Regions from separate parts of the Homo sapiens genome. Here region 1 is linked to region 2. Evidence: chromatin contacts called from ENCODE POLR2A ChIA-PET data. All regions are on one chromosome and are shown on one strand. The core of a region is the stretch at or near the end of the contact, and the rest is flanking DNA. Distances in the headings are between cores, read along the strand shown.

The links. ChIA-PET counts read pairs that join two places held with the same protein, here RNA polymerase II (POLR2A).
Region 1: POLR2A ChIA-PET joins it to region 2 with 10 read pairs in AG04450. The contact joins the promoter of UBL7-DT here to the enhancer-like site in region 2. POLR2A ChIA-PET finds 5 or more read pairs at or near these places in 2 of 52 experiments (AG04450 and B cell).

What each region holds. Positions count from the first base shown.
Region 1 is chr15:74,455,474-74,462,594 of GRCh38, reverse strand. It overlaps UBL7-DT (UBL7 divergent transcript), which reads right to left and starts at 1,330. Exons shown (of 4, transcript NR_120377.1): 1 at 568-1,330. UBL7 (ubiquitin like 7) reads left to right here and starts at 1,435. Exons shown (of 11, transcript NM_032907.5): 1 at 1,435-1,558; 2 at 3,699-3,911; 3 at 5,924-6,043. The coding sequence starts at 3,728. RefSeq lists enhancers at 1-416, 1,364-1,513, 1,804-1,893, 1,348-2,194, 2,350-2,869 and 1 more.
Region 2 is chr15:52,546,639-52,553,300 of GRCh38, reverse strand. It overlaps ARPP19 (cAMP regulated phosphoprotein 19), which reads left to right. Exons shown (of 3, transcript NM_006628.6): 3 at 1,197-6,256. The coding sequence ends at 1,367. Among named protein-coding and RNA genes, the nearest start is that of ARPP19, 19 kb to the left of the region's middle. Within about 2 kb of position 1,305, at least 4 of the 41 ENCODE cell types and tissues checked have a DNase peak (open chromatin) inside an H3K27ac peak, as active enhancers do.

The sequences.
Region 1 (7,121 bases), core at 81-2,580, about 22 Mb before region 2:
GGAGGCGGAGGGTGCAGTGAGCCGAGATCGGCCACTACTGCACTCCAATCTGGGCGACAGAGCAAGACTCCGTCTCAAAAAAAAAAAAAAGTTTTAAAATGAAATTAAATTATCTAATACCATTAAGAGTAAAAAAAAAATCATGAACTGGGAAAGTATTCACAATATATAATTTTGATAAATTATGGAGCTCAGGTGCAAGTAACTTAGTAGGCAGGAGAGGAAGGAGTCTAAAGAAGTCTAGTTAGGAAGGATTACTGAAAGAGGGGGTATATCTAAAAATGGGTAGGATGGGAAAGGGAGACTTTGGGAACAGCCATGGGTTCCTAATGCGCCCACAACATACATGGGAGTTATCCTGAAGATAAACTCCCTGAAGACAGTGAAAGCCATTTCAAAACTCCCCATATAACTTATGAGAACAGAGGGGTGATCTGCCTTTAATGTTAGGCCTTCTGAGATCCTGCGATCTGTTCGCTCTCCTCAGTAACATTACCCTGCTCAATTGCTGCCTTAATCCCAGGTCGCACATTGGAATGTGGGAATTCAGCGTTTACATTTACCCACACAGGATCAGCCTTCAGCTGCTACGATCAACTTCAGTATTTTCATATAATCACTTTTTTCTTTCCTTAGTTCTTGAATTATTAATTCCTTGAGAAGAGTCCAATCAGAGGTAGTCTTTCTTCAGTATTTTCGGTAATCCTAATTTCTGTGCAAAAAAATTTCTGTTCCATTTTAACCGTGCAGAACTTTCTGTTATCTAAAACACAGTTTCTCTATGAGAGTTCAGTGAAAATTCCCCTTCCCAAACTGATTCTATGAATGACTGTTAGATAAGCTTCACCACTGCATGTAGAGGGTGTACCAGGAACCCAAGTTAGTAGCTCTCCTCAAAGACCCAACTTTTGGAGGGGGTCATCGTCTGGTTCCTGGTATGCCTCCACAGGTAGGTCCGCCTCAGGAAGTCAGCGGCGAGGAGCACAGAAGAGGCTGCCTTCACCAACGGACAGCAGTTTTCATCGTGAGGGCCGTCGGCAACCGCTTGGATGTGTCTAAAGGGGCCGTTTGGGAACCGGCCCTTCTGGAGGGAAGGGTCGGAGTGGGAGGGGATCCGGGATCCGCCTTACGGCCGAGTGTCCAGCAGCGCGTTCCAACCTGGCAGAACCGACGTACTTCATATGCTCCTCAGGGGAGCGCGGGAATCACCAGGCTGAAGAATGACTGGAAATGGGACCCTCTCCAACCAAAGCACCCAGACATTCCGGCGCCGGACATTTCAAAGAGCGCGGAAGCCACGCCTTCCCCCAGAACCGGAAGCTTTGCAACTAGCGCCTCTTGTAGACTGGCTGTTTATAAGGGGGCGGGGGGCCACAGCGGGAACTGCAACTCCCAGAATGCAGCGCGGAATTTCCGGTTTCCGGCGAGAGGGCCAGAGTGAGTGTTTACACCGGCGGCAGTGCGGCCGGGTTCCTTCCGCGGGACGGGTGAGGGCGCTGGGGCCCTGGGCAGCGCGGGCTCGATGTGTGTCAGCCAAGTAGCTGGTCCCACTGGAGCGGTGAGGTCGCCACCGGATAGTGTTCCTGCCCCATTACTAGCGATCTGTGACCTTGGGCCAGTGATTTTACTGAGTCTTGCTTCCCTCATCTTTAAAATGTGGCTAATGCCTGCCTTAGGGAACCGTTGTGAGGATTAAGTGAGACATGGTATATAAAACGACCTCCTTCTGGCATAAACTTGAGGTGGAAGATACCTTGAGGATGCTTGAAGGTCTGCTAGGCAGCTTCACAGCCTTTTCTTTCCTCTTCTCTATCAGAGGTCTCTTTGGAAGCAATAATGATGACTATAACAAGAACTTATCTTGCTTTGCAAGATTCTTCCGCCGTCAGAGTTTCTGATTTATTTTCTGGGGTTCCATGTATGCCAGGTATGGGGACAAGGATGAAGAAAACTTTAGTCTTTTGTTTTCAAGGGCATTCAAGAATTGGGGTGGAGGAGGGGGCAAGCAGATATTTGTAGCCCTTTTGTTCTGAGGGGATGTGGGAACAACAGAGGAAAGAGAGGGGACTGAGGTTATTGAATCTGTGTTGGTTTCGGTAGGAGTTTGCTAAAAGGCCAAAAAGGGAAGAGAAATTACATGCAGAGTTAGATGAGCAGAGGTGTAAAATAGGGGAGAGCTTTGTTATGAGTGTGTACTTACATGTTGTGGAGGTCCTTTGCAGGGGTAGGGCTCTGTTGGGGAATGAGGCTGGCAGGGAGTTTTGTAAGCCAGGCGATGAAGTTTAGACTTAATTTATATAGATGGTTTAGAGGTATTGGAAGAGGTCTTTTTCTGGGGGGCCGGGGTGGGGCAGGGAGGGACGGAGTCTCTGTCGCCCAAGCTGGAGTGCAGTGGCGCTATCTCGGCTCACTGCAACCTCCACCTCCCGGGTTCAAGCAATTCTCCTGCCTCAGCCTCTCAAGTAGCTGGGATTACAAGCGCCTGCCACCACGCCCTGCAAATTTTTTCTATTATAGTAGAGATGTAGTTTCACCATGTTGGCCAGGCTGGTTTCAAACACCTGATCTTAAGTGATCCGTCCTCCGCGGCCTCCCAAAGTGACAGGATTACAGGTGTGAGCCACCGCGTCTGGCTTTTTTTTTTTTTTTTTTTTTTTTTTTTGCGACAGAGTCTCTCTCTGTCACCCAGGCTGGAGTGCAGTGACGTGATCTTGGCTCACTGCAACCTCAGCCTTCCGAGTAGGTGGCACTACAGGTGCGCACTACCACGCCCAGCTAATTTTTGTATTTTTAGTAGTGACGGGTTTCACCATGTTGGCCAGGCTGGTCTTGAACTCTTGAGCTTAGGCAATCCGCCCGCCTAGGCCTCTCAAAGTGCTAGGGTTACAGGCATGAGCCACCGCGCCCAGCCCGACATTGGAAGAGTTCTAAGCAGAGAAGTGACTTGGTCAGATCTGTGTTTTAGAATGATGGGTTGTGGCCAGGCGCAGTCGCTCATGCCTGTAATCCCAGCACTTTGGGAGGCCGAGGCAGGTGGATCACGAGGTCAGGAGATCGAGACCATCCTGGCTAACACAGTGAAACCCCGTCTCTACTAAAAGTACAAAAAAAAAAAAAAATTAGCCTGGCGTCGTGGCGGGTGCCTGTAGTCCCTGCTACCTGGGAGGCTGAGGCAGGAAGGCAGGAGAATGGCGTGAACCTGGGAGGTGGAGCTTGCAGTGAGCCGAGATCGCGCCGCTGCACTCCAGCCTGGGCAACAGAGCGAGACTCCGTCTCAAAAAAAAAAAAAAAAATGATGGGTGTTGTTAGGTGGCAGCATAGATATTTGATAGGGAGAGGCAAGAGGCAGGGAACTTGTTATAAAGCTGTTCTACTGGTTCAAGCAACAGTTGAAGAAAATTGGAAAAAGGGGCATACAGAAGGGAGAGGGTTAGATGATCTCTCTCACAACATTCCTATTAGATTGGATGGCGTTTTTATGTCCACGTTAGGGATGAAGAAACTGAGGCCTAGAGAGCTGTCCATCACAGTATGAGTAGAGAGAGAACCCCAGATTCTAGTTCTGGCCTCCTGATGGTACGCCCTATGCCTCTTCAACAGTGTCACATTGAATTGTCTTTCATTCAACCCTTTGGTGGGTGGGGGTGGAGTAGAGTGGTGGTCTGTCTTTTAACCACTGAGGTTTTGTTCTTTTACAGGGAGAAAGAGAGAGCGCGAAAGAGAGAGGATGTCTCTCTCAGACTGGCACCTGGCGGTGAAGCTGGCTGACCAGCCACTTACTCCAAAGTCTATTCTTCGGTTGCCAGAGACAGAACTGGGAGAATACTCGCTAGGGGGCTATAGTATTTCATTTCTGAAGCAGCTTATTGCTGGCAAACTCCAGGAGTCTGTTCCAGACCCTGAGCTGATTGGTGAGTCTCTCTGGACTGGGGTTGGGCTGCTGCTCTGATCTCTTTTGGGGGAGGATACTTCTGGAATTACAAGAGTAAAGTAAGGGCTTGGGATTTGTTGCCTCATAATGTTAACACTCCAGGGAAGTGAATGTTGGGTAAATAGAAACACAAATCATATAATGAAACTATTGGTTGCCATTTCAGCCATGTATTATACTGAACTACCTTATCACCAGGTTCTTTATGACATTGTCTTGTTTTTTGTTTTTGTTTTTGTTTTGCTGTGTAGCCCAGGCTGGAGTGCAGTGGTGCGATCTCGGCTCACTGCAACCTCTGTCTCCTGGGTCCCAGTTCAAGCAATTCTGCCTCAGCCTCCCGAGTAGCTGGGATTACAGGCACACACCACCATGCCCAGCTAATTTTTGTATTTTTAGTAGAGACATGGGATTTCACCATGTTGGCCAGGCTGGTCTTGAACTCCTAACCTTGTGATTCTGCCCGCCTCAGCCTCCCAAAATGCTGGGATTACAGGCATGAGCCACCGCTCCTGGCCAACATTGTGAATTCTTTTTCTGAAAGAACAGAAGTTTGGGATGAGTTAGGAAAGGAGAAGTTGGTCAGGGGAGGCTCCTCAGTATATTTGAGGTAGGTCTTCAGGGATGATTAGAAGGATTTTTGCTTGGTTGACTGAGTAAAGGAAAGGCAGTAAAAAAGAAAAAGTGGCGTGGGCAGTCCAGGTGGAGGAGGGAGGAATTTAAATATAATTAAATTACACTGAAAAGGTAATTTTTAATAGCTAAAGGATCCAACTGGCAAGAAAGATGTTTTCAGTCATACCTGGATTGGGTTCATCCTATTTTGTTGTTTTTCCATTGATTTAAATTGGGCAGCCTCCACAATGTTAAACTCCAGAGTTTTTCTGTGGATAGATTCTGTGTGAATCCTTTTTTTTTTTTTTTTTTTTTGAGACGGAGTCTTGCTCTGTTGCCCAGGCTGGAGTGCAGTGGCGAGATCTCAGCTCATTGTAACCTCTGTCTCCCAGGTTCAGGCAATTTTCCTGCCTCAGCCTCCTGAATAACTGGGATTACAGGCCCGCACAACCACAACTGGCTAATTTTTGTGTGTATGTGTGTATATATATATATATTTCTTTTTTTTTGAGACAGAGTCTTGCTCTGTTGCCCAGGCTGGAGTGCAGTGGTGTGATCTTGGCTCACTGCAACCTCCGCCTCCTGGGTTCAAGCAATTCTCCTGCTTCAGCCTCCTGAGTAGCAGGGATTACAGGCGTCTGCCACCATGCCTGGCTAATTTTTGTATTTTTGGTAGAGACGAGGTTTACCATCTTGGCCAGGCTGGCCTTGAACTCCTGACCTCAGGTGATCCACCCACCTCGGCCTCCCAAAGTGTTGGGATTACAGGTGTGAGCCACCGTGCCCGGCCCTAATTTTCGCCATGGCCCAGGTTTCGCCATGTCGGCCAGGCTCCAAAAGTGCTGGGTTTATAGGTGTGAGCCACCACATCTGGCCAGATTCGATGTAAGTCCATTTTATGAGTTTATATTTGCAAATAGTTGTTGAAATGTATTTAATTGGCTAGGCATGGTGGTTCACGCCTGTCATCCCAGCACTTTGTGAGGCTAAGGCAGGAGGATCCCTTGAGCCCAGGAGTTAAGAGACTAGTCTAGGCAACATGGCAAAACCCCGTCTCTACAAAAAACTACAAAAATTAGCTGGGTGTGGTGGCATGTGCCTGTAGTCCCAGCTACTCAGGAGGCTAAGGTGGGAGAATTGCTTGACCCCAGGAGGTTGAGGCTGCAGTGAACCGTGATGGTGCCATTGCACTCAAGCCTGGGCAACAGAGTAAGACCCTGTTTTCCAAAAAAAAAAAAGTATTTGTTAAGTTATTGAATAAGAGTATCTTTTAAAACATGTATCATTCTCCAGCTATCTAATCAAAATAAGGTTCTCGGGACAAAAACCATGTAAATTTGTTTTGAGGAGCAAAATATAAGTGGACAGTTCTTTTTTTAGATCTGATCTACTGTGGTCGGAAGCTAAAAGATGACCAGACACTTGACTTCTATGGCATTCAACCTGGGTCCACTGTCCATGTTCTGCGAAAGTCCTGGCCTGAACCTGATCAGAAACCGGGTGAGTGAGGGGCAGCCCTTAGGCAGGCAGAGTTTCTGTAATATCCGCAAGGGAAGGATCTGTGTGTTCTTGAGGCACAAGCCTGGGTGGAACAAAGGGATGATTTACTGAGCTGATGATAAATGATATCTTTATTACTTATTGGATTAGACCATGCTGATAAACAGAGTCCAATTTTGACCTTCTTACTGCCGGCATCACTAATGGAAGATTTGTTTCTCCATTTTGTTTTTTGTTTTTTGGTTTTTTTGAGACAGTCTCACTCTGTTGCCCAGGCTGGAGTGCAGTGGCACAATCTTGATCTTGGATCACTGCAACCTCCGCCTCCCAGGTTCAAGTGATTCTCATGCCTCAGCCTCCCGAGTAGCTGGGATTACAGGCATGAGTCACCATGCCCAGCTAATTTTTTTTTTTTTTTTTTTTCTGAGACGGAGTCTCACTCTGTCTCACAGGCTGGAGTGCAGTGGTGTGATCTTGGCTCACTGCAAGCTCCGCCTCCCGGGTTCACACCATTCTCCTGCCTCAGCCTCCCAGGTAGCTGGGACTACAGGCGCCCACCACCAAGCCTGGCTAATTTTTTTTGTGTTTTTTAGTAGAGACGGGGTTTCACCGTGTTAGCCAGGATGGTCTCGATCTCCTGACCTTGTGATCTGCCCGCCTCGGCCTCCCAAAGTGCTGGGATTAAAGGCGTGAGCCACTGTACCCGGCCTTCAATTTTTGTATTTTTAGTAGAGACGGGGTGTCTCCATGTTGGTCAACCTGGTCTCGAACTCCTGACCTCAAGCCATCCACCCCACCTCAGCCTCCCAAAGTACAGGCACCATTCCTGGCTTGTTTCTCCACTTTCTAAGTTTGTCATCCACTGTTTCCTAATGGGACAGGGAGTTTGTGTCTACTTAAACTCCTTTAAGTTAACAGTTTATTTTTTAGTGATACAAAGTAAACTTTGTATCCTTTTGTTATTATCGTTGTTCTCATTAGAAAAAAGCTGGAAACTTTTGGCACTTTCCTAATGCTGCAGTTTATTCCCTTGTTAACAAATCTTCCTACAAACTGCCTCAGGTGGTGATTTGTTCAG
Region 2 (6,662 bases), core at 56-2,555:
TGTGGAGTAGGGATATGCATTTTAAGTAATAATTTCTAGTGAGTTTATTTCTTTCATTACTCTAATATTTATATTTTTACCTTAATTTTTGGTAAACTGCTCTAGTTCAAATAAGTATGATTTAAATTCTTGCAGAAACACTTGTTCTAAATAACAGAATACCAGGAACTGTAAATAATAGTTTTAATAACTATAATTATGGGGGGGTTGGTTTTTTTGTTTTTGAGACAGAGTCTTGCTCTGTCGCCCAGGCTGGAGTGCAGTGGCACAATCTCAGCTCTCTGCAACCTCCACACCCCGGGTTCAAGCGATTCTCTTGTCTCAGCCTCCAGGGTAGCTGGGATTCCAGACACCTGCCACCACAACCGACTAATTTTTGTATTTTTAGTAGAGACGGGGTTTCACCATATTGGCCGTTCTGGTTTCAAACTCCTGACCTCTGACCTCAAGTGATCCACCCAACTCGGCCTCCCAAAGTGCTGGGATTACAGGCATGAGCCACCATGCCCAGCCAAATTATGTGTTTTATTTATAAAATAATTTAAGCAAGTGTTTCACCTGGTTGTTCCATTAGTAAATGAAAGATTTTATTTCACTGAGTCTGGGACTTCCCAAATAGCTTAATATTATATTAGTCTTGATGGTTCTTTATTAGAACCAGAATGGTTCAAGAAAGCCTGAAGGCAGGTTCTTTTTTTTTTTTTTTTTTTTTTTTTTGTGAGACAGTCTCTGTTGCCCAGGCTGGAGTGCAGTGGGGCAATCTTGGCTCACTGCAGCCTCCACCTCCCAGGTTCACATGACTCTTAAGCCTCAACCTCTGGAGTAGCTGGAGTTACAGATGTGCACCACCACACCCAGCTAATGTTTGTTTTTTGTTTTTTTTGTTTTTTTTTAGTAGAGACAGGGTTTCGCCATATTGGCCAGGCTGGCCTGGAACTCCTGACCTTAAGTGTTTCGCCTGCCTTGGCCTCCCAAAGTGTTGGGATTTCAAGAGTGAGCCACTGTGCCCAGTCTGAAGGGGGGCTTCTCGGCTGTTGACTTATGCTGGAACTCAGTACAGAGACTATTTCATCTAATTAATATTCCTGTTTAAATTCTTTTAGACCAACCTTATACGGACAGTATGGGGTTGCATCGACATCTTAAATCAGTAATTGCTAAGCTCTAATCTGAATTTTTTTTGTTTTTACTTATAGCAAAAATATTTTGATTCTGGGGATTACAACATGGCTAAAGCAAAAATGAAGAACAAGCAACTTCCTACTGCAGCTCCGGATAAGACGGAGGTCACTGGTGACCACATTCCCACTCCGCAAGACCTTCCTCAACGGAAGCCGTCCCTTGTTGCTAGCAAGCTGGCTGGCTGATTAAGAGGCTGAACTGCATGAATCTGCTAAATCTCATTATTTCTCCTTAATATGTTACTTATCTACTTTTTATTTCCTTTCATTCACTAGTCATTTGAGACTGACAGCTTTGCAGGTAGCAGTAGTGTGTGCTGCTATTGTGGAATATACGTGTGTAGAGTTTTTGATTAGTTTAACAGTGCACTGGTGAAGAGGACATGTTAGAGCAACATAAGTAAACTACTTGAAAATAGTTGTATATATTACCTAACTTCTAGTGTAGTACTGGTTCTAACAAGTAACAAGCAAGTTTTAAAATTTTAATGTTTTGGCTTTCATTACTTCATCTTAATTATAGCTTTGTATGTTACTCTTATTTAATATAATCTCTATTGTATTGATTTCTTCTGTATTTACCTTTTGGATTTTGTAAAACAGAAGTTTAAGACCACAAGTTAGAAGAAAGGTCACATATTTCAAACACAACTAGATGGGGCTCTGAAAGATTTGTATCTCTGTGCTTGAACTTGAATGGCCTTAAACCTGTTTCAGCTTTAACAGTAGAATTTTACTTGGGCAATATTTGCCCATTCTGGTGTAACTTATGTGACTCTAGTGCTTAACAGCTGCCGTTGAAGCTAATATTCAGTTCTGTAGAGTTAGAATACCTTTTGTTGTTGAAGATGTGAATGAAGTATGCATGTGCATTAACTGTTGAATTCACTTTTGTGCCATTTTTGTAAATACAGTAGTTTTGCACAACCTCTCACAAATGTCTGTATTAATTTCACATACTTAAAAAGTAGATAATGTGCCAACCAGAAGCACAAGAGTTCCTACACAAAACTCTGTAAATCATTATAGCTTTTGTATAATAAGAGTAGTTTACAATCTCGGGCTTATAGAATACCAAACTGAAATCTTAGTTCAATCTGCCATAGACTTAAGCTTTTCATTTGTTACTAATATCCATGACATTCAGTGGCCTTGTGCAAATACGATATGTTGCTTAGGCATATCTTTTGTCCTATGCAGAACCTTTCATTTTGATTTTTATGAAAGTTGCAATTCATGTAATTTATATAAACTTTTTAAATGTAGAAACTTTTTACTTCCACACTCAGTTTTGGAGACCCTAGAATAAAAGGCTTCAATACTCTGCATTCCATGCCCTCTGCCACCTGCTTTTTTTTCCCCTTTGTTCTTTGACTCAAATGGTATTGAGCTGTTTGTTGTATATGGAAGCATAGGTGTCTATATCCTTACTCTTTTATATAACACAATAATGGCGTTTTCCTTCTAATTTCTCAGTTGTTAACTTCTTTCTCTTTTTTTTTTAGGATAGGGCCTTGCTCTGTCACCTGAGCTCTAGTGCAGTAGTGCAATCACAGCTCACTGCAACCTTACTCCTAGGCTCAAGTTAACTATTCTTGATCCTTTATTATTACTAATATTCTACAATTGTTTAAATAAAAGGAACTTTATAATGAAACGGTTCGGAATACTGGCTCAAGAACCTATGTCAAGATGAGCTGAATTTTGGTAAATTATTTTAGGAATTATGACAAGCTAATTGAATTAGGCTTGTGACAATTAGAGTAATTTACATGACAGGTAAAACTCCTATTAAAAATGTTTAGATGTTTGCTTCTGTAGATGTCACTTTAGTAAAATACCAATTTAGTTTTACTTGTGGCTTATCTAGTTAGAACTTAGCAGACTTTACTGGGACAAGTTTACTGCTCTTGTAGGAGCTCCTCTCACAAGTAGTTGTAATGCTGTAGCATGATACTCAGGATCAGTAGCTTGAGATGCTACTATTTTTCTCTTCATCTTTGACTTGCAGAGAGCCTCCCGTTTTTGGATCCAGGCATCTTTTCTGAATCCTGGTTCCATCAGTATACCTGCTCTCCTATGACCCCAAATCATAGTCAATGGTGCCTCAAACATAGCACCTTAAGTTAAAGGCTGCCTAGTGCTCTGAGGAAAGCTTGCTGATTATCTTCCTGATCTACTCACCCCAAAAGGCAGAAAAGCAACACAGTCACTGCTGTGGTCATTTGTAATGTAAAGATCAGTTATATATATATATTTGTAATGAGAGCAAGTATATACTCATTATAGAATCAATTTAAGAAGTTTAAAATAACCCAGAGTAGAATTTCTATATCTAGTCTTGGTTTTTTTCATGAATATTTGCAAGTAATTACCATTAAATTCACACATGAAAGATTAATCTGAAAGATCAGAGACCATGTTATTCCTGACCACGATAGAACTGCTCCTGTGGTTTGGGACAAGTAATAAAACAACTGCTTGAGTTTTGTTTGTAAAATACATAATTAATATTTGACCTACCTCAAAATGTATTGAGGATCTGTGAAATGCTAAGTGCCCAAAATAAAATATTGCTGATTGTCTTTTTATTAAAAGTAAATTTCCTCATTAAGCCAACCTGCCTTCTGTAAGTCACAGTGCTTAAATCTCAGGATTTTTCATTAGGAGAGACCTGTCGTTAAGGATTTGTAGGTATAATTGCTTAGCCTCCATTATTGGTGCTTGGGATAGAGAGGTTTTAGATTTTTGTTTTTTTTTTGTTCTGCCTCAAAGCTCAGTTTATTGAAGACATTTGTAAGCTATTGGATCATCACTTGAATCAAGATTTTGACTAGTGAGCTTAATTGTCCATTTCTTACAATTTCAAAGTTACAGTCTCAGAAATGGTTAATTTTAATAACTGTCCTATCATAAATTAATGTTGGAATAAATTGAAGTTGTTGATAAATACTTCATGAAAACTAAAGTCTGAAATAAATTACTTGTTTTATGTCCAATAGCTACTACATTTGATAGAACAGTTTTGAGGAACATTTCATTCTTGAACGCAGCATCTGACATGGTTCTCAGCAAGTTGGAATAGTAAGGATTATTGGCTTGTTTCGATGAGTGGAAGCGGCATGTTTGTAGCATACAAGTTATTCAATAATCTTGTGCTGATGACCTAAAAATATGTCTTAACTATTCATCAAGGAAAGCCTGGTGAAGCCTTTACTTGTTACTACTTCAACAGTTGGAATTAGTTGCTCTTTTTACTTGATGAAACAAAACTATACCTCTGAATATTTATGGATACTTTTTACTAAATCAGGCTTGTGTTCTTAATCCAAATTAGTAAAGTTTTATGGAAGCTGAAATGTAATACAGTAGTCTCCCCTTATCTGTAAGAGATACATTCCAAGACCCCTAGTGGATGCCTGAAACCTCAGATAGTACTGAACCCTTTATCAACTATGTTTTTTCAGTCTGACAACCAAGGCGGCTACTAAGTGACTAAGGGGCAGGTAGTATACAGTGTGGATAAGCAGGACAAAGGGGTGATTCACATCCCAGGCAGGACAGAGCAGGAGATCATGAGATTTCATCACTCAGGATGGCTTGTGATTTATTTTATTTTATTCTTTTTTTTTTTTGAGATGGAGTCTCACTCTTGCCCAGGCTGGAGTGCAGTGGTGCGATCTTGGCTCACTGCAACCTCTGCCTCCTGGGTTCAAGCAGTTCTCCTGCCTCAGCCTCCCAAGTAGCTGGGATTACAGGCGTCCGCCACCATGCCCAGCCAATTTTTGTACTTTTAGTAGAGATGGGGTTTCACCATGTTGGCCAGGCTGGTCTCGAACTCCTGACCTCAGGTGATCCACTCGCCTCGGCCTCCCAAAGTGCTGGGATTATAGGCATGTGCCACCATGCCCGGCCGGCTTATGATTTAAAACATGAATTGTTTATTTCTGGAATTTTCCACATAATATTTTTGGACCAAGGTTGCCTCAGGTAACAAACTACAGAAAGTGAAATTGCAGATAAAGGGGATTACTGCTCCTCTGCTCTAAAATTGGTGTTTGGGTGATCAGAAGCAGGTAGCCAATGGGAAGAGCACTTCTGAGTGATAACTAAAGCAGTTTGGTGGCCTTTTCACATTCTCCAATGTTCAAACATATTTTCCACTTTCCATTTTCTCTTTCACCTCATTTTGCCTCTCTATCCCCCATCCCTGCTTATTTCTTAAGCCCATTGATGGCACTCATTAAATTGTATTTAGGGCTAATGAGTCATTGTTCCTTAATATCGTTTTCAATATGCCACAATTTAGGACACATTTAAAATTTTCTAAAACAATATCCTAATCAATATTGACTAATTTGAGCCACATTCCCAACTCTAACTCAGCACACACTGCCAGTCTTCCCCAATATCTGTCTCCTCTCAATTCCCCACCACACCTTATAAAATTGTAATCAAAGATATCTCACTCTGTCATTGTTAATCTAAGAATAAAAACACTGACTTTAATACGGTTTTACTAAGTTTCAACCTTCTAATTAGGTAGGCCTCTAGGTATTCTGCAGATCACTGCTGGTCTTGATAGCCATTAATATATGTTTGTATTATGTTATTTTTCAACTAAATCGCAGTTGGAAAAAAACATATTTAATATTATGCCCTTGGATCTGTTACTGCATCACTAGCACTTGTGATGCAATAGAACACTTCGCCTGTACTGAAAGGGCCAAGAGTAAATGCCTTGTTTTGTTTTTTTGTTTTGTTTTGTTTTGCTTTTTGTTAAAACATGTCTATAGAGTTGGCAGTTAATGCTGAATTTGTCAAATACCCCTTCCAAAATTATACTTGTATTTAAAAAATAAATGGATCTACCTAATTTCTATTGATTTAATTTGCAGTTTTGTCTTATTAAAGTGGTATGTTTTTCAGTGTATTTTTTCTGAAGTTGATCTCTTTACATTTCAGCTATTACTGTATGCAGGAAGAAACTGACTTGTAATCTTTGATTTTTTTTTTTTTTTTGCATTTGTAAAGGCTTTGTACTTAAGGTAGGATTAAATGTTTGCAGATTGTGAGTCTTTTTCATCTTATTTGTGAAACATTACAGAGGAGGGGCTTCAACATGGCTGACTAGAGACATCTGGTACTCAGCTTCTCTACAAAGAGCCACAATAGTGAGGAGATAACACCTCAACTAGATCATTCAAGAGAGAACTCAGGAATTAAACAGAAAAAGGACAGGAAACAGTTAAGGTAGGAGAGGGAAGCAAGGCAGCCTACTTGGCCAGGATCTTCTGGGGGCCTGGAAAGATTAAATGAGTGATTGCCAGAAGTCCACATTCTCACCACAGACTCCTGCATCCCAGCCACAGGACAGCCTTTAGACCCTCGCAGACCCCAAGACTAACATAGGGAGCTGCCTGGAGACCACAAAAGATACTGCTCCAGAGACGGAGCTTATGCCGTCCCCCCACCCAAAGC